Regions from separate parts of the Homo sapiens genome. Here region 1 is linked to region 2. The links are chromatin loops, found by intact Hi-C in ENCODE. Cell type or tissue: Caco-2. All regions are shown on one strand. Each heading gives the region's core, and the rest is flanking DNA. Links, peaks and the distances in the headings are about the cores only. Region 1 overlaps LYPD6B (LY6/PLAUR domain containing 6B). Region 2 overlaps KIF5C (kinesin family member 5C).

Region 1 (10,071 bases), core at 1,024-9,023, 150 kb before region 2:
CTACAGTAATGTCCCAGGCCTTCACATTCACTTACCACTCACTCACTCACCCAGAGCAACTTCCAGTCCTGCAAGTTCTATTCATGGTAAATGCCCTATACAGGTGTACCATTTTTTATCTTTCATACAGTATTTTTATTGTACTTCTTTCATGTTTAGATATATTTGGATGCCCAAATACTTTCCACTGTGTTACAGCTTCCCACAGTATTCAGTAGAGTAACATGCTGTATAGGATTGTAGCCCTAGGAGGAATAGGCTATAACATATAGCATGGGAGTATCGTAGGTTGTACCATCTAGGTTTGTGTGAGTGCACTCTATGATGTTTGCACAATGATGAAATGCCTTAATGATGCATTTATCAGAATATATTCTTGTCATTAAGTGACACCTGACTACACACACACACACACACACACACAGAGAGAGAGAGAGAGAGAGAGAGAGAGAGAGAGAGAGATTAAAGAGATTATTCACAGAGTATTATAATTATATATCTCTTCCCTTCACTAGACTATAAATTTTTTTTTATTTCCAACTCTTATCTTAGGTTCAGGGGTACATGTGCAGGATGTGCAGGTTTGTTACACAGGTAAACGTGTGCCATGGTGGTTTGCGGCACAGATCATCCATTCATAAGGTATTAAGCCCAGTATCCATATTCTTCCTGATTCTCTCCCTCCTCCCACCCCCCCAACCTCTGACAGGAATCCAGCAGCACATCAAAAAGCTAATCCACCACGAACAACAGACTTCATCCCTAGGATGCAAGGTTGGTTCAACATACACAAATCAATTAATGCGATTCATCATATAAACAGAACTAAAGACAAAAACTACATGGTTATCTCAATAGATGCAGAAAAGGCCTTTGATAAAATTCAACATCCTTCATGTTAAAAACTCTCAATAAACTAGGTATTAAAGGACCATATCTCAAAATAATAAGAGCCATATATGACAAACCCACAGCCAATATCATACTGAATGGGCAAAAGCTGGAAGCATTCTCTTTGAAAACTAGCACAAGACAAGGATGCCCTCTCTCACCACTCCTATTTAACATAGTATTGGAAGTTCTGGCCAGGGCAATCAGGCAAGAGAAAGAAATAAATGGTATTCAAATAGGAAGGGAGGATATCAAACTATCTTTGTTGGCAGATGACACAATCCTTTTTCTAGAAAACACCATCATCTCAGCCCAAAAGCTTCTTTAGCTGATAAGCAACTTCAGCAAATTCTCAGGATGCAAAATCAATGTGCAAAAAGCACAAGCATTCCTTTACACCAAGCTGAGAGCCAAATCATGAATGAACTCCCATTCACGATTGCCACAAAAAGAATAAAATATCTAGGAATACAGCTAATAAGGGAAGTGAAGGACCTCTTCAATGAGAACTACAAACCACTGCTCAAAGAAATCAGAGATGACACAAATAAATGGAAAAACATTCCATGGTCATGGAAAGGAGGCATCAATATTGTGAAAATGGCCGTACTGCCCAAAGCAATTTATAGATTCAATACTATTCCCATTAAACTATCATTGACATTCTTCACAGAATTAGACTATAAGGTTTCTGAAAGCAGGAACCATGTCTTGTAAACTGAGTACTAGACATGACACTGAACATTCACAAATAAACAAATCTCTGAATTAATAAATAAAGGTGTAGATTAATGTGCAGATAAGTAGCTGGTTTGTAAGCAAACAGAAAAAAAAGGAAGTGATTAGTTAGGTCCAGGATGTGTATCATAACGTAAAGTCAAGCCAAACAAATCTCCCTTCTTTTGTGACATGGTTACAAGATATTACATCAGTAGAGTTCCATACACAACCTAGATTTTGGCAAAGCAATAAATAGAATATTCTATCCTTAGGGAAATGATAGCAAATTATAAGCTGCCAAATAATTTTTTTAATAGATGAGTCTCAACCCTAAATGTGCTAATAGTATCCTGCGGAACTCTGTCATTTATTGTAGTTAACATTTTTATCAATTACTTGAATGAATGAATTACTTGAATGAAGATAAGAAGACATTTTATCAAACTTACTGATGGCACAAAGCCAGGAATGGCAGCTACTATGTTTCATAGCAGAATCAAGATGCAAAAAAAAAAAAAAAAAAAAGGCCTGACAGACTAAAGCATCAAGCTGAAATCAACAAGATGTTAAATATAAACTTATGGTTCAAATAATCAACAGAACGGGCAAAGAATAACCAAGACCTTGCTAGTTAGCAATTCGTCTATATGAATTATAAGTAATTACAAACACCATGTCTTTTTTTAAAAAAAAAAACACAGTAATAGTGCTGCTGCTTAAAGAAACTAATGCACAACTGAACCTCATCCTGAATCAAACAAAATTCTTCTTCACGATTGTATTAGTCAGGTTTTTCCAGAGAAATTCAACCCATAGAACATATATATAAATATGTGAATATATATACATATATGTACACACACATATATATAAGCGCATATATATATATATATATGCTTATTAAAAGGTATTGGCTTATGATATTAGAAAGGCCAAAAAGCCCCATCTGCAAGCTGGTGGTATAGTTTGAAGACCTGGAGAGCTGGGAGCTAATGGTGTTGATTCCAGTCAGAGTCTGAAGGCCTGAGAACCAGGAGCACTGAAGGCAGAACATCCATGTCTCAGCTCAAGCAGTCAGGCAGAGAGAGCTAATTCAATCCTCCTCTGCCTTTTCGTTCTGTTCAGGCCCTTAATGGATTGGACAGTACCCACCTACATAGAAGAGGGCCATCTACCAATTAAAGTTTAGCTCATCTCTTCTAGAAACATCCTCACAGACACACCCAGAAATAATGTTTTACTAACTATCTGGGCATCCCAGACCATCATGATGAGTGTGATCACCATTGGAATAGTACATCCAGTTCTGATTAGGAGGTCCACAGAACAGATGTCCTGGTTGTACCACTGAACAAGGCATAATCTCATCCTGCATCAACTCTGACCTGAAATCACCTCTCCAAGAAGAGCTTTGCCCTTACAAATCCACGCATGTGGTCGGGTAGGTTTTGAAGCCCATGATGACTGGTCTGAAGGAGGAGATCCTGCTGCTGATACCTTAATGTAAGGAGGGTGATATGGTTTGGCTGTGTCCCCACCCAAATCTCATTGTAGTTTCCATAATCCTCACATGACATGGGAGAGACCCAGTAGAAGGTAATTGAATCACGGGGGTGGCTATCCCCATGCTGCTATTCTTGTGATAGTGAGTGAATTCTCATACGGTCTAATAAGTTTATAAGGGGCTTCTCCCCCTTTTGCTCATTCTTCTTCTTCCTGCCGCCATGTGAAGAAGGACATGTTTGCTTCCCCTTCTGCCATGATTGTAAGTTTCCTGAGGCCTCCCCAGCCATGCTGAACTGTGAGTCAATTAAACCTCTTTCCTTTGTAAATTACCCAGTCTCAGTATATCTTTAGTAGCAGCATGATAACAAACTAATACAGAGGCATACGGAAAATGAGGAGGAAATGAGCCAAAAGGGCAGAGGGTAGAAACCAGGGGCCTGGGAGCCACAAAGCAGGGTGCTTGAATTGAAGACATGCAATTCAGGATGGAGGGGAATCACAATGCCATGGGCTCTCACATAGATCATTGGTTTTTATTGTAGATCCTAGGAAAGAAATCACAGAGCAAATTTCAGTAGTAGAGTGTTTTCTCCCTAAACCAACAGAACATCTTCAGCAGCATAGCGCCAATGTTCTTACATCTTTAAATAGTGGAGAAGAGCATTGAAAAAATGTTTTTCTTATTCAAAACCTTTCCCTGCCATCCATATGTTATTGTAAAGATGTGGCCTTTCTTGAGTCCCCCTTTCCATATACTCCTTTCCTCTCCACCTATCCCACTCACAGATATAAAGTAACAACAAGAAAATAGGCTGGGGATATAGGATCAAAAAAAAAAAATCAGACTTCAAAAAAGAGCTCTCACGTAAGGAATGAGAAAAACAGAATTCCTATCCTTGAGTTATAAAAATTGAAAGGGAAGGGGAATTTTGCAGACCCAGATACTGATGAAATGAAGAGAAAGACATCAAGTCTACACAAAAGGTAATAAAATATGTTATTTGTTTTTTGATAATGAAAAAGAAAATAAATCATTAAAATGACTGTCAGAATGCCTCAAGGAGAAGGGCATGGAATAGGACTTGGCTATAAATGTTGTGGACAGTAATAAAAGACTTGGTGTTGCTTCCTTAGCATTTGCCTGGGTTGAGCCTTCCTATTTCACACAGGAATCGCAGGCAATGGTAAAGTCAATCTGCTCCCGGGCACACATTATTGCCTTTCCATTCAGGCCTTATCTGAGAGTCCCAGAGTGGCTGCTCCCACCTGCAACCAGGTCCTATCTCACACTGACCCGACAGGACATGCTGTCAAACTGCCAGGGCTTCAGGATCACCACTTGTTTTATTTTCACAGCTACTAATTATTTCATACATGCCTGCTTATAAAACATTTATTTTTCTTAGTTCTCAGGATTCAAGATGAAGAAGATAAAGTTCCTGCCCCAAGAAGCTCTGTATAAAGTCTAAAGGGCCTGGGATTAATTCTGTGTTGTTTAATGATGTATTTCAAGTGCCTGAAGACAAAGAAAGGTGACAGAATAGCTGTTAGAATAGTGACTGTTGGTTTTATTTAAACCTAGGAAGGATTAGTTGGGAATTTGTAGAAAAAAGGTAGGATTTTCTATTAACCCACAAACTTACATTCAGCATTCTGCCTTGAGTACTTTCTTTTGATTTTCTACATGCCAGGTTTTCCCATAAACCATAATGTTTCAAAATACAGCTCCTACTCAAAGCTATGTGTCTCTAGATCTGTAATAAATATAAATATTAAGACTTTTGAAATAAACTAAACCTTGAAATGAACTGAACACACATGCCTATCAATATTGATTTCTATAACTACCCATACATCCAAATTTAATCCAGGACAATCCAGTCTCACATTTGTCTCCCAAATCAGGCACAACAGGACATAGCACAGAGAACAGAATATAGCACAGAGAACAGTGACGTGATAGAAGACAGATGGTATTTGTAAAATGGAAATGACTCCAGCTGCCTTTCAATAGTCCTCATCTATGATGGCATATGTCAAGTGTGAAAGCCCTCTCAGCACTGTCACAAGAACAAGGCCTGAAAAAAGGTTTACTAAAATCCCCCATGAATACTGAGTGGTTAACATGCAACATGACTATGAAATTACAAGCAAGAGGTACAGGCAAATAACTATCCATTTTCATAGCTGTATCTTTGCCCTTGTGATCAACCAGATTAGCTGTATCATTCTGTACTGACCATTAAGATGGCCACTTTTGGCAATACTGACCAATACAATTTTTCAAATAGAGACATGGCTGAAGACCTGGGCCTATGAAATATCTTTCCAGAAGGATCCACAGCTTCCATGTCCAAGGCACATTTATATAATTCATATTACTAAACAGAAACCTTGGCCCTAGACTCCCATTGCCTGGAGATTTTTATTCAGTGGAAACCAAAATGTACCAGCCTGGATGACTCAGGGGGAGTGGTAATGATGGGATGAGTAATCGTTCTCTTGAAGTTGCTAGTTAGGATAAGAACAGTTGTTCATTACCTGGCGGGACAGGTTTCTCAGGCTGGCAGGGAACAGAACAAATAAATCAATGTCGCTTTCCTCCCTAACATCTTAAAACCCTGTATTTAAAGTCTGCATTTCAGCTCACAACTCAAGGAAGACAATCCCCAGAACTATCCATCTGGCCTCTGGTGATAACAGGGATCGACTGATAGGTGAAAAATGGAAGAGAAGAGATTTGTAACTTCAGTTTCAGGAGAAAAATCCTATGGGAACACTAGCTGGTTGTCTCTCTTAGGTCACTCCCTTGGTTATTTTAGGAATCCCTTGTATACAACTAATGCAGTGTCTTTTTGAAACAAGCCAAACACATATGTTGACAAGGAACAGTAAAAGCCTCTAAAATGGCAGTCCAGTTTAAAGACTTGACAATTGAGAACCTTATCCCCTTCAAAGTCATGCTCCAATCAGACTACCAGAGTAACACTTCCTCCTGTTTAGTCAATCAGGACTACAAATGCCTGCCAGCTTTGCTTTTTAGTAGGTTTAGTTAATTAACATGAGTTTGCCTTTGGCTTTTGCTAACATTGCCTGTTTTGGGGAAGAGACATGTCCAAGAGAAGGACATGAGTGTGATGTGTGTGTTGAAGATGGACAGGTGAGAGACAGCTAGGTCTCTCACCTAGACCCCCAAGAGCGGGTCCATGCATGAATTAGGGTATTTCCTAATTAATCTGAATTAATCATTTCCTAATTAATCTGAATCTCCTTACCATTTCCATAGTGCATTACTCAAATTTACCCTTTTTGAGGGGATATGTTAAAATACAGTTTAATTACAAATGAAGCACTATTTAAAAACCTATAGAAAATACACTGATTTAATAGATGACAAGTAACTGTCTACATAATTGTTGCCCATTAGAGTTCTGTTAGATAATACCTAAATAGGCTCATACCATGTGTGATTTTGGCAACAATCTGTTTGGGTATACTGCTAAGGCCCCAAAGTAAACTTACAAAGACTTGACCACACACTTGATCAAAGAATACCTGAGGCTTAATGCAAAAGAGAAGCTAGGCCCCTATGATCAGAGTGTGTGCTGCAGGTTATATTATTGTCCAAACACATTCATTCATTGTCTATCTGGTGGCACCACACTGGTGGTTACATAGATCTGCCATCCAGGAATAACAACCTTTACCCTTTTTGTTCTAGCAAGACCTACATTCAGAGAACAGGCATGGGGAGCCACAGCTGATAGCAGACAGAACTCAATATTCACAGCTTAAATATGGAAATGACCATGGTGAGAACAGGCAAATCAGGCATGGGCTTGTCGTATTTAGACACAGAAGAGGTTTTCATCTCCATTCTAGAAAGACTTTCTAAGGATGAAATTTCAAGGGCAGGTTAAAGTTAAATTTGGAATGTGATGCTTTGGTTGGATTGTTGATAACAAGCTTTAAAGAAGGTGCCACTGAGGATTATGAGAACGTTGCTAAAGTGGCTGCTACTGTGGACTGGAACCTGACGGGCACATGTGCAAATGTGTAAATATGCCTTTAACCATTGAAAGCACCATCCCCAGCTCCTCTTCCTCACCAGGAACCAGCCTAGAGCAAGGTTCTTTTTTTTTTTTTTTTTTTTTTTTGAGACAGAGCCTCACTCTGTTGCCCAGGCTACAGTGCAGTGGTGCAATCTCTTGGCTCACTGCAAACTCCGCCTCCCCCGTTCTAGCAACTCTCCTGCCTCAGCCTCCTGAGTAGCTGAGACTACAGGCAAATGCCCCTGCGTCTGGCTAATTTTTGTATTTCTTGTAGAGATTGGGTTTTGACATGTTTGCCATGCTGGTCTTGAACTCCTGACCTCAAGTGATCCACTTGCCAAGGCCTTCCAAAGTTTACAGGCATGAGCCACCACACCTGGCCCAAAGGTCTTTTTAAAAAAACAAAAACAAAAACAAAAAACATAAAAAAACCTCTATGTTTATTATTGTTAAGCAATCATCGTCACTGCAAAGAAAAATATAAAAAGAAGGGGCTTCCACAGACTTTCAAGTATTGTCTTTCCTGCAACACTGGTCATAAAACCAACAAGAAAGGGGAGCAATTAAACCCAGAAATCCTAGGGTGAGTCAAAATTGCAGTGACTTAAAGGAATTGCCACATCTGAAACATCCTCTATGGTGATAAGGTGAATAAAACCTCCCTTTCAGGAAGGAGGATGACTTACTCATGCACGTGAGGACCCTGTGGTGAACCACAATTTTCTGAGCCTGCTCCCCCACTGTCCCAGAAGACCCAGCTGTCTCTCATCTATACCTCCCCACACACGTACCACACTCACATCCTTCTCCTGGGCACCACTAGTGCCCCAAAAAAGGCAATGTTAGCAAAAGCCAAAGGCAAACTCATGTTAATCAACCAAACCTCCTAAAAAGCAAAGCTGCAGGCTTTGGTAGTCCTGATTGACCAAGCAGGAGGCAGCAAAAAGGACAGTGGTAGGTTTGCCAGATATATCACAGAAAGCAATTAAGTTTATGGCAGGGAAAAAACAGCTCCAAAGCCCCCTGAAACAAAAGACGCTTCCTGCCTGTAGTCTGTCCTGGGCCATTCTGTCATAATGGCAGGCTGAGCTATTCAACTGCAGCAGCCAACAGTAAAATACTGTTTGGAGAGAGAACCAGCCCAATCTCGACTGCAGAGACCTGCCTGTCAGGTTTTCATTTCTATGCTAGGGGATAAACTGTCCCAGCTGGTTTGAATAAGAAACGAGGAAAGTGAGCATCCACAAGAGAAAAAAAAAAAACACTTAATGCAGAAGAGGATTATAAACTCTTCAAGATTAGTTGAAGGAAAAGATTATGAAGGTAACAGGGTTTCCACTGGTATGGGGAAAATAACCCTAGGATGTCGTGGTTGACAAGCAAGAAAGCTGTCCTGAGAAGTTTTTGGTGTGGGAAGGTGAGCAATGATGGAAGGGGCGGGGCAGTCTGCAGCTTGGGTCTCCCTAGTCCCCATCCTGTGATCTCTCCTCTCTGGTGGGACCATGCATGTCCAGATTGCCCATTTTCCAGCTCAGATTCTAGCTGGAGTCCATATTAGGGTGAACATGCAAATTCTCATGAGTGCAAAGTTGTAGCAAACACTCTCGGTAGCAATGCAACAGACATTGATGCCAACCTGAGCCCACATAAGACGATGAGGGTGTCAGAAGGAGGCCAGTTGTAGAGTCAAGAGACAAGGATGGGATTTAAGGGAGATAAGATGCTAGACAGCCAGAGTGACTTCCCTTAAGCCTTAGATTGGCAGTCTCTCCCCCACTCCATAGCTAAATGGAGAGTGAGATATGACCATCCTGGAGACGCAAGTCTAGTCCTGGCTCCTAAATGTGCCATGCCCCTCAAACAGAAAGGGTCCCTAATTTATAGATTAGAAAACTGAGGCACAGAGAGGTTAAGTAACTTCTTATTGTAACTCATATTGGTACTATGAGCCACTTTATTCATGGCTGCAAGGGTGACCTCAAAAATGTCAGCAAAATTTGTCATTTTTCTTAGATAAACCACCTGTTCTACCTGGACACTGGACTTAATTGAGTTCAACAAACCCTAGATTAAAAAGGCTATCAACCCACCCTTTCCTTGGGATAGTCCTTAAACAAAAAGCTAAATAAACACAACATTTTTTTCTTTGAGGCTAAGTCTTTCTGATTACTTGAAACCAAAAAATAAGAGGCTACCTGAAAGGTTATAGAGGGCGTTATTAAATATCCTCATTCTTCAAATGCCTGCCAACCAAAGAGAAGAATAAGAACCCTCTACCTCCACCCCTACCCCCAGGAAATACTGTTGGGCTCAGGAGAATTACTGTGTGTTCCATGGGATAATAAGTGTCTTTATTACATCTAATTAGGGTCTCCTATAATGTGACAGAACCATTTTTGGTCACTTGGGTGTACCCAGGAAGGCCTAGCAACCATCTCTAAATAGCCAATCCCCCTGTCTCTAGAAAAACCACACAGTCCAAGAGAGAACTCTGCTAGGAGTCAGAAAGATGTAATTTCCATTAACTTGAGAAGCATTAGGGTTAACATGCAGACTCTGAAGCCTGACCTCCTGGAGTGGAATCCCAGGTCTACGACTTAGCTGTATGACTTCGAGGGAAGTTGCTTAACCGCTCTGTGCCTCAGTTTTCTCACCTATAAGTTAGGGATAAAAATAACACCTATTCATAAGATTTTGTAATGACCAAATGAGTTATGATATCTAAAGGACTCCATATAGTGCTGGGCATATAGTAAAAACAATATTAGTGCCTGCTTGTGTTGTTATTAACTTTATTATATTCTTAGGTACATTACTGAAGACCTCCACTTTCCAGACTCCTCTCAGATGGGCTGACAAGACCATCCCTATTCCAGGATTTTTAAATGACAAAATAATTTTA
Region 2 (10,071 bases), core at 579-8,578:
AGCAGGTATATTGGGCTGGCACTGATAACAAAATTAAAGAATGAAAAAAATTTAAACAAATGCAAAATTGCCATCTTCACAAAATAAATACTTCAATAGAATTTGTCGTCCTCTCTCTCCTTATTCCCCACCAAAAACAAAACATACATAAACAAAGTGCAACATTTAACAAATAAATTAAGTCAAAGCAGGTTTGCTTTGCTAGGGAAATTTTGTACAAGAAATGTTTGGATGTCAATGCACAGTTCTTAGCACTTTACACACATACACACACACACACACACACACACACACACACACACACACACACACTTGAGCTACCTTCGACCCACACAGTCATGAGAAAAGCCCAAAGTCTCCCCTGGCATATATTTCATTACAGTGGTGAAAGCTTCAGGGCACAGTGCCAGCTCACTCATCTTGGGCACACAACATGATAGGATAGGAGTTTCCACCGAGATTGGTTTGGTTGTCATTGACTTACCCCCAAATTTGTCAAAACAAATAGCAGCACAGTCAGTTTCCCTGAAAACTTTACTACTTGGAAATTGATCTTCTTAATAAGCACAACTGGAAGTAAGGGTTGATTCAGCTTTAGATTCATGTATTTGGATAAAGCAATAACTAAATGTAAAATATCCATCTATGTGGATTTTTTCTAATTGTGCCTAAGAAGATGAAACCTATTTGGTGCCAAAGAAAGAATTCATATAAACAGTCGCCAATTATGGGTTAAAATAATAACTTATTCATGGCAACTTACTCATACACAAGCACAAAGAACAAAATTTTGACAAGCACTTTCTCCCGAAGGCTTCCTTTTTCAACTGCTGGAATGATGTTGGATTTCTTCAGCAATACCCACTCAAGCTGAAAATGGTTAGAGAAAGCAGCCATTCCCAATGCAAGCTTCAGAACGATCAGAGAGGAAGTAGTGAGGAGAGGGGCAGCCACATTTCCACTTATCCAACTTTGCAGCATTTTCAGCACTTCTGAAAGAACGATGTTCAAACCGGGCCGGCTAAGACTAGTTGCTGCAGGTTCAAAAGCAAGCAGCTCGGAGGTGAATTTTATGACTTTTTGCATTTACACAGATGTATTTGAATGAACAAATTCTACACTGCTACTGTCAGATTGTTTTTCTGCCCCAAAGAAATTTGCTTTGCATTTTAACAGGTGCCATACTAAAAGGTATATTTTACAGATCCAAAGATGTGACCAGGATATTCAAAATGTGTCTTTGGGGTAATTTGTTTCGGAAAAGTGTTCAGAAGGAAAACTTTGAACCCTATAGCAGCACTTTTTGTTCCCTAAAAATATAAAACAATGTGTTTATTTTACAGGAAACCAGACAGTTGAGGCAGACCATGATCATCTGCCTCCACGGCACTTGGTTGTTCCCCTCTAGGGAATGGCACATTAGGGCGTACAGATGGGACAGTGCACTGCCCAGAGGAGGCTCCAGGAACCACCCAGAAACCACCCAACACCCCGGAGGCCGAGTCGGTGGTAATGGTTCTCAGTAGTAAGTGGATCTTCTGCAACCATCTCCTTCAGATTTCTCAAAAAGAGAAAAGTCCGAGCACACATCTGTACACACAGAAACTCTACACAGCTCAAAAGACCTGAAACTGGTGTACTGCAGATGGCTGGAGTAAGCAAGTATAAAAAAAAAATGGAAACTGTAGGGGGGGAAAAATAAAGGAATTGGTGATTAATGTAGTCCTTGACATGCTACGTGGAGTCATATCTGTTGAAAGAGAACCAAAGAGAGAACATAGGAATTAGAAAACACAGTAGAAATTTACTCCTCAAAAAAGTTTTGTTTAATTCTAGATGTTTAGACCAGAGCTGTCAGATACAAATATAACACAAGCCACATATTTTTTGTTTGTTTGTTTTTGAGATGGAGTTTCACTCTTGTCACCCAGGCTGGGGTGCAGTGGCGCGATATCGACTCACTGCAACCTCTGCCTCTCGGGTTCAAGTGATTCTTCTGCCTTAGCCTCCCAAGTAGCTGGGATTACAAGGGTTTGCCACCACACCCGGCTAATTTTTGTATTTTTAGTAGAGACGGTGTTTCACCATGTTGTCCAGGCTGGTCTCAAATTCCTGACCTCAGGTGATCCACCCACCTCGGCCTCCCAAAGTGCTGGGATTACAGGTATAAGCCACCGTGCCCGGCCAAGCCACATATTTAATTTTAAATTCTCTAGTGGCTACATTAAAAAGTGAAAAGAAATAGGTAAGATTAATTGTAATATATTTTATATAGCCTAAATAGTATTTCAACATGTAACTGGTATTACATGTTGAGATCGTTTACATTACAATATTACTACTGAGATTTTTTTTTTCACACAATAGTGTTTGCAATCTGGTGTATATTTTACACTTTCAGCCCATCTCAATTTGGACTTAGCCACATTTTGAGAGCTCAAAAGACACATGTGGATAGTGGCACATGAACAGCACAACCTCCGATTTCCTGATTTTGCTTTAAGTATTTAGTCCTGACAGTCTCAACATTCTCTTCCATAAGTCGGTATCTGTTGAGGCTATGGATATTCAGAGTAACATAATGCATTTTCTCATTCCTAGGGGGAAATTAAAACATTTCTCATTTGCCTGCACTTAGGATAGCAAGCAGGTGCAACAAGGCCCCTAACCCAGACTCTCTGTAGAAAGAGGTTCCCAGTTCCCAAAGGTATGCTTCGTCTCCATCGGATAATAAGATTCTCCAAAAGACCACCCCTGTCCATTTCATTCCACTTCCCACCAGAAGTTCGGCTGGTGCTGGGCGCATCTCCAGGATGAACGTCTAGACCAGCCTGAATGGCCTCTGTCAGCCTGCACCCAACATCAGTAAGCTCAACTTTCAGAAGACACTGAAAGGCTCTGTTTCCTGTCACCGGCTGGAGGCCCTAGCTCTGAGATCTTACTATAGGTTTTGTGCAGAGCTCATGGTACTCTAGGGGATGGGGACAGGGATGACAAGAGGGAGGTAGAGCCTTATCCTTAAGAAATACATGGAATTACCTGGTACTGGAAATACAACAGCCACTAAGAAAAGCCCAACTTCTCTTTTGATTAAAAAAAAAAAAAAAAAAAGCCCTCTGTAACCTGACACATTATGCATTATGCTTTCTGTTTTGCCTCTAGAAGGCTTATATCAACATTTGGTGCTCAACTGTGGTAATATCTCAGATTCCCGCTACCATGCTCTTTTTTTTCTTCACTCTTCTGATTTATATGTTATAATATTGTAAGCAACCTCACATATTTTGCATAAATCAGCAGGATGTAAGTTACATATAAATAGAAAAATTCTCAGTCTAGAAAGGGGTTATTAAAGCAGATACAAGCAAAGTGGGTGAAAAAGGGAGAAGAAATACGGAACAGAAACTGAATAGAAAAAAAAAAACAGAACAACACATTCTTTTTAAAAATACCACCTCTTGGCCAAGTGCAGTGGCTGATGCCTATAATCCCAGCACTTTGGTTTGGGAGGCCAACGCGGGTGGATCACTCGAGGTCAGGAGTTTGAAACCAGCCCAGCCAACATGGTGAAACCCCATCTCTACTAAAAATACAAAAATTAGCCCGGCATGGTGGCTTGTATGTGTAGTCCCAGCTACTTGGGAGGCTGAAACAGGAGAATCGCTTGAACCTGGGAAGCAGAGGTTGCAGTGAGCCGAGATCATGCTGCTGCACTCCAGCCTGGGTGACAGAGTGAGACTCAGTCTCAAAAAAACAAAAACAAAAACAAAACCACCTCTTCACTGACAAGAAAAAATATTCACAGAACTCATTTGGTATAATCACCCACAGTGGCAAAGCTACACAACTAAGAAGGGCTTAAACAACCCTAGAGGGTGATATTTCTGTCATTTTTAGAAGTCACAGAGAGTAAGATGTCTTTGGGAAGAACATGGCCTTTCTGGTGAAATTTTGGGCTTATTGCCAGAATTAGAAGTGAAAAACCTAAAAGCATGGTCATAGTTGTTATTTAAAATGCATTCTGAGCTGAAAACCAATAGGAGTGCCTGCCTGAATGCCACCACTGAAACTGCCATTTCACTTTCTCACAGGTTCATTTCTCCACGCACGCTATCCCCCTGGTCAGATAAGATCCCCTTGGTCGGATGAGATGGCCGTTCTGCGTGCCTGGAGGCAGAGAGGTGCCAGCACATACCTTGGATTGTGGGATTATGGCCTGACGCAATGTTTGCAGCCAAACCGTGTTGACACAGCAAGCACTAGACACAAATGCAATGGGGCGGCCTCAATAACTCCAGCAGACCATAAAGTGACACAATTTCCCCCTGGAAGGCCTCTCAGTCAAAGCCCCCGATCCCCGCTGGGCAAGATTCAGCAGGTTTTGGCTCATAGTTTGGAAGAAACACGGGGCCACAAAGGAGGCCCCACCTGCTTAGTTTAGTCACCTCAAGGAGAGTGAGAAAGGAGAGGAAAAGCACAGGAACTCTGCCAATGAAGGGTCCTTTCTTTACTAGGATGCAGCGTTCCTCTTCATCCCCAGTTAAGGATCTCTACAGGCCTGTCTGCTGAGAAGTCTTTCCAGCAGGCCCAAGAAACATGGATTCCAGCAGGATGCTCTCATCCATCCTTCCCACTATCTGGATCTTCATATCCTTAGATAAATTCATGGGAGAAAATAGATATAAATTTTAAAGGTAAATGGTTTTGCCCTGAGATAAAGCATTTCTGTCTGTTCTAATCCCAGAGAGACTGAGGAGTCTGGAGAATCTTTAAAACCCAGTCCTGTTGACTCTCTTCCAAGTAGCCACTCACTCACTTAGAGGCAGGGGACTGGACCAACTGACCTGCTCTAGGACTTCCCCTGGCACTCTGCCAAACTGGAGATGGTAATTCAAAGTGGCAACGTGTGACCAGATTTAGGAGGAAATAAAATCACCTTTCTTTAGAAGGGGTGGGGAAAGCTAATGAAGGAAGTTAATTATACAAGGGTTTTGCAAGAAGTATTTAGAGACCGTTTTCACACCCAACTTGGGCTTTTGCAATTGCTTGCAGTGGATTTAAGCTTAATCCAAACAGTACATAGTTTTAGTTTTTCTTTTGCCTTTTTATAATTCAATCCCCACATTATAAGAATTACCAATTGTACTCTACTTATCACTGCTGAATAGAAGTGGATTTATCTCATTGGAGCTTTGGTACAATCTGCTGTGGAGGAACAATTTTAGTTGCTCTGAATTTATGACTCTGAGAACCATGAAGCTGAGGAGTATTAAAGTGGAGGAGCCTACTGTGCTGTAGATGGAATCAGGAATTCTTGCCTCCGGGTGCTCCACAATTCCCTTCTTTGGGTTGAGATTGCCAGTTTCAAAGTCCTCTGCCATAGCAGCACCTACCTACAGTTATTTCTGTCCTCTCTCCCTGCAGTCCCACCTCAGCTGTCTTTTCAGGTCTGTCCCCATGACCACTTTAACATTAGCTAACATGCACGGGGGCCTAATTTTTGCCAGGTATTCTTCTAAGACTTTTTTCTCTCTTCTTTCACATTCTCTCATTCAATCCCAGACAAGCCTGTGATACGGGCACTATGATCCCAACTTCCCCATTCCACAGTTTTCTTAGCTGTCCAATGGCCAAGAATCTTGTCTGGTGTGACAAAGGGGGATTATCTTTATATACTTCAACCAAAACAGCACACCGCAACAGACAGAATGCAGAAACAGCTGGGGGAATCCAGCTGCCATCTATTAAATAACCAGGCATCAAAGAGATTTGCAAAAATGTAAAACAATGCCATTTGGCTATTTTTTGTTTTGAAAATAGTTATTTTCATTACAAATCACATTTGTGGTAACATGTATGGGCTTATTACTATTTTTTAAATGAACCCGGCAGTATTCTAAATATTTTGCTTTAATTTCTAATATGATACATATCAATAAATATAACCCATATATATATATATAAACTCATTGATCCTTTTTTGTTTGTTTTTTTGAGAAAGATTGTCATTCTGTCACCCAGACTAGAGTGCAGTGACACAAACATGGCTCACCACAGCCTCAAATTACTGGGCTCAATTTCCCACCTCAGCCTCCCAAGTGGTTGGGACTACAGGCGTAAGCTGCCATACCTAGCTAATTTTTAATTTATTTTATTTTATTATTATTATTATTGAGACAGAGTCTCGCTAAGGCTGGTTTCAAACGCCTGGCCTCAAGTGATCCTCCTGCCTTGGCCTCCCAAAGTGCTGGGATTATAGGCGTGAGCCACCATACCCAGTCTATTGATCCTTTTTAAGAGGAGAAAAGGTCCTAAGGCCAAGAACTTTGAGAACTGTTGCAGAGAAGATCATCGCTCTTAGCCCAGGATCTACCACTCATAGTTATGGGATCTTGACAGCTCATCCCGCCTCTTTGGGATGTAGAATGAGGAGACAGGATCAGGTGATGAGGACAACACAGATGAGCACGGAGTGCTTGTTCAGTGCCAGGCACTAGGCTAATCTTCATGTATTTGTTTTTATTTGTTTATTTATTTTTGAGGTAGAATCTCACTCTGTCACCCAGGCTAGAGTGTGGTGGCATGATCACAGCTCACTGCAGCCTCAAACTCTCCAGCTGAAATGATCCTCCCAGCTCACCCTTCCAAGTCACTGGAGCTACAGGCATGCACTACCACACCTGGCTAATTTTTTTATTTTTAGTAAAGACAAGGTCTTGCTAAGTTGTCCAGGCTTGTCTCAAACTCCTGAGCTCAAGCCATCCTGCTGCCTCAGCCTCTCAGAGTGCTGGGAGTACAGGAGTGAAAGAATTGAGTCACACCACGACACACAAAAAACAGGCATCCCAAACTCTACAAGAAGCAACGCACTCCGGGGTCGCATTGCACCTAGCTCTTTATTTTCAGAAAAAGCCCTTCTTTCATTAAATTATGTGAAGTTTGGTGGTTTGGACTTTTTATTTGTGGTTTTATTTCGATTTAATTTCTAAATTTGTTTTGACTTGACAGTTGTATAAGATCTGTAAGTAGGGAATGTATACTGTTTACAATGTGCAAATTGTATTATAATAAAATAATTTAAATCAACTCTGGGGATCTGTGAGAATTGTATTCCTTTCAAAATACTCTATTTACTACTCAAGTTTGAGATAAAATGGTCTAAATATAGGAAAACCAAGAAAAAAGACCATTCTGCCTTCCGTCTTTCAGAAAACATCTAAGGTTTCAGCAATGCCCTACTGGCGCCATCTGGTGGAGACATTTGAACAAGTCCCCTGGCTTGCCAAAGCACTGCCTGGAAAGGAAGTGGATCTCCAGGGCTCTCAAAACGAGGGAGCTGGGCAGATGTTTAATCAGGTGTCTACATTAAGTGTGGGGCTGCAAAGAAGACTCAGCACTGCCTGAGAGGTTGATTTTACACCGTCTCTGGTCTCAAGAGCGAGACCCTGCTTCCTCCCTCTCTCTCAGCTGATCATCTGGCTTCTTGCCTGCACGAGAAAACAAGCTCTAAGGTGACCTGGATCTTGCCTCCCAATGCACCCCATCTACCGCCCACCCACAGCTGTGCTTCCTCCTCTGCCCAGCTCAGCTATACCATCACCATCGCACACAACTATGCTGTAATATCTCCCATCTTACAACAGAAAAGCAACGCAGCCCCACCTTACCACCACATCGCTCCATTTCTCTGATCTCCTTCAAATAAAACCCCCAAAGTGGGTTCAGCTGCCGGCTCTATTTCCTCACCTAGTCTGTCTAGTCCATGCTAAGGTCACTGCCACCTGGCCTTCTTCAACCACCCAGTCTCTGTCATCATCTTACTCAAGCTCTGAGCTGACCACCTTCCTTCTAGGGTCAAGGTCTTCACTTGACCTCTGTGCCCCCACATGATCCTCAGGCCCCTCTGCTGGTGCCACCTCTTTTCTCTGGCCTTCCCATTTTCCAGTGCCTGGGCCTGGTCCAACTCGCCCCTCAGCTCCCCTCTCTGCTGTGCCCACCTTTTCTCTAGGTTGCCTCCTTCAGACCTGTGGCCATAAACACAATCTACAAGTCACAACTCTCCAGCCCTGGCCTCACCTCAGCCTCTCTCCTGTGCTCCAGACCCACGGATCCAGCCACCTGTTCCACACACCCACTTGCGTGGTGGGCTCAGCTGGATGTCTGAGAGGCAGCACATAAGCAACATGATGGAAACCAAGCTTTCCCACAAAACCTGCTCATCCCCCGATTTTCCCTGGCATGGTTAAAAAGGGACCAATGTTTCCCTAACTGCTAGAGCCCACAAAAATCTAGGAACTACCTTGATTCCCTTCCTTCCTCCTCTTCTTGCTCTCAACCCTCATCAGTAAGCCTGACAGCTGAATCAGCTCTAAGCAGGCACTGACTCAGGCCACTTCTCCCCTGCTGCCACCACCTGGGTCTGGTACCGGACCCTCCCCCATGGCCACCTACAGTGACGCCCTAGGCAACCCCCAGTGCTTACCCCATTCCTACCCCTTCTTCAGGGTCCAGCCCAGAGTGGCCTTGTCTAATCATGAACCAGCTCCCACTGCTTCCACGCCCACAGCCCCAGTGGCCCCTCACACTAGGCTACAATCTAAGTTGCCCACAGCTTCAACACCTTCATTTACTTGGGCTCAACTCCCTCCCCATCCACTCTAATGAAGATGGGTTCTCCCAGATCCATGAGCTACTGCCTTATCAGCCTTGGTAACATTCCTCAAATAACCCTCATTCATTCCTACCTTTGAGTGATCATCGAACCACTTTCTCCCAGGTTGCTGTGTGCCTGGCATTTTTCATCACTCAGTTCTCAACTTAAATGTCACCCCCTCTTCTAAAACAGTGTTCCTATTCCATTAGCCTGTTTTTGTTTTCTTCTGAGCACTTACCACTACTTGAAGTTACCTTATTTTCTGTCCATCTTCCCCTAACAAGCATATCACTGGACAAGAACACAGCCTTCTTGTCTGATTCACTGTGAAACCAAGTACAGAGCTAGGCTCTCAATGCCTGATCCCACTTAGCCGGTAGGAAACCTAAAGCTGACAGAAATCAAGTAACTTGCCCAATGTCACATGGTTGCACTGCACTGCCCCATATGTAGCTCTGGGGTTTGAAAAAGATCATCTCCTCCTGAGGCAGCCCCCTGTGGATTTGAACCAGATAAGATCAAAGCCAGCATTATCCTGGGTTCTTTTGATTTTTGTATATTGGCATCTTCATAGGCTCTGAAACCTTGAGAATAAACCAAAATACTCATTATGGCTATAATTCTTGAACCCTGAAATGAAGCAGAAGGAAATTCCAAAGATATCCAGCTGTAAGAATATGTGCTTTGACTCCACAGGAGGGCTGGGAAGACACAATTGAGATCATTTCTACCCAGGGAAGAGATACTTCAGAATGAAAATCCCAAAGGTCAGGAAAGACTGTCTCAAAAAGGCTTTGCTCTCATCTAAGCAATGAATTCCATATTTTCAATTACTTTTCAAAAAGGATTTAGCATTTCTTTACTTTTCAATTGCAATTCCTGAATCTGTTGATTACTACCCCTTTTTAATCTCCACTGACAAATGCCCAGTCATTTCTTAAAAATAGTCATAGCTTGTAGATAAGTAAATTATATATATATGTTTTTTAGATAGGCTCTCACTTTGTCACCTAGGCTGGAGTGCAGTGGCACAATCTCGGCTCACTGCAACCTCTGCCTCCTGGGTTCAAGCAATTCTCCACTTCAACCTCCCAAGTAGCTAGGGTTACAGGTGTGCATGTCTACGCCCAGCTAATTTTTCTATTTTTAGTAGGGAAGGATGTTTCACCATGTTGGCCAGGCTGGTCTTGAACTCCTGACCTAAAGTGATCTGCCCACCTCAGCTTCCCAAAGTGCTGGGATTACAGGCATGACCCGCCATGCCCGGCCAATATTATCTTTAAAAGCCCTTATGTCAGTTCATAGCAACAACTAGGATACTCAGTTAGAAATAGGCCTTCCCTATCCAGTCGCCAGGATTTATTGCTATAGAGGAACTAAAAACCATTTAGTAACAACTATATGAATTAAAGGACACT

What was found. Peaks named below come from ENCODE experiments on the same cell type or tissue, not always from the same donor. Only the 100,000 strongest peaks of a DNase experiment are listed, where the experiment ranks them.
Region 1: a loop joins it to region 2, with 2.9 times the contacts of the local background. A loop is called at or near these places in 4 of 110 quality-filtered maps.

The regions. Positions count from the first base shown.
Region 1 is chr2:149,165,415-149,175,485 of GRCh38, reverse strand. The region is part of intron 3 of LYPD6B (LY6/PLAUR domain containing 6B); the gene reads right to left. It overlaps LOC105373677 (a long non-coding RNA gene), which reads left to right. Exons shown (of 3, transcript XR_923458.3): 3 at 710-748. Among named protein-coding and RNA genes, the nearest start is that of LYPD6B, 130 kb to the right of the region's middle. In Caco-2, for the core only: no CTCF peak of the experiment used is centred there; a DNase peak (open chromatin) is centred at 5,665.
Region 2 is chr2:149,014,757-149,024,827 of GRCh38, reverse strand. KIF5C (kinesin family member 5C) reads right to left here. Exons shown (of 26, transcript NM_004522.3): 26 at 1-1,750. Among named protein-coding and RNA genes, the nearest start is that of LYPD6B, 19 kb to the left of the region's middle. In Caco-2, for the core only: a CTCF peak has its summit at 7,263 (motif pointing left); DNase peaks (open chromatin) are centred at 4,217 and 7,267.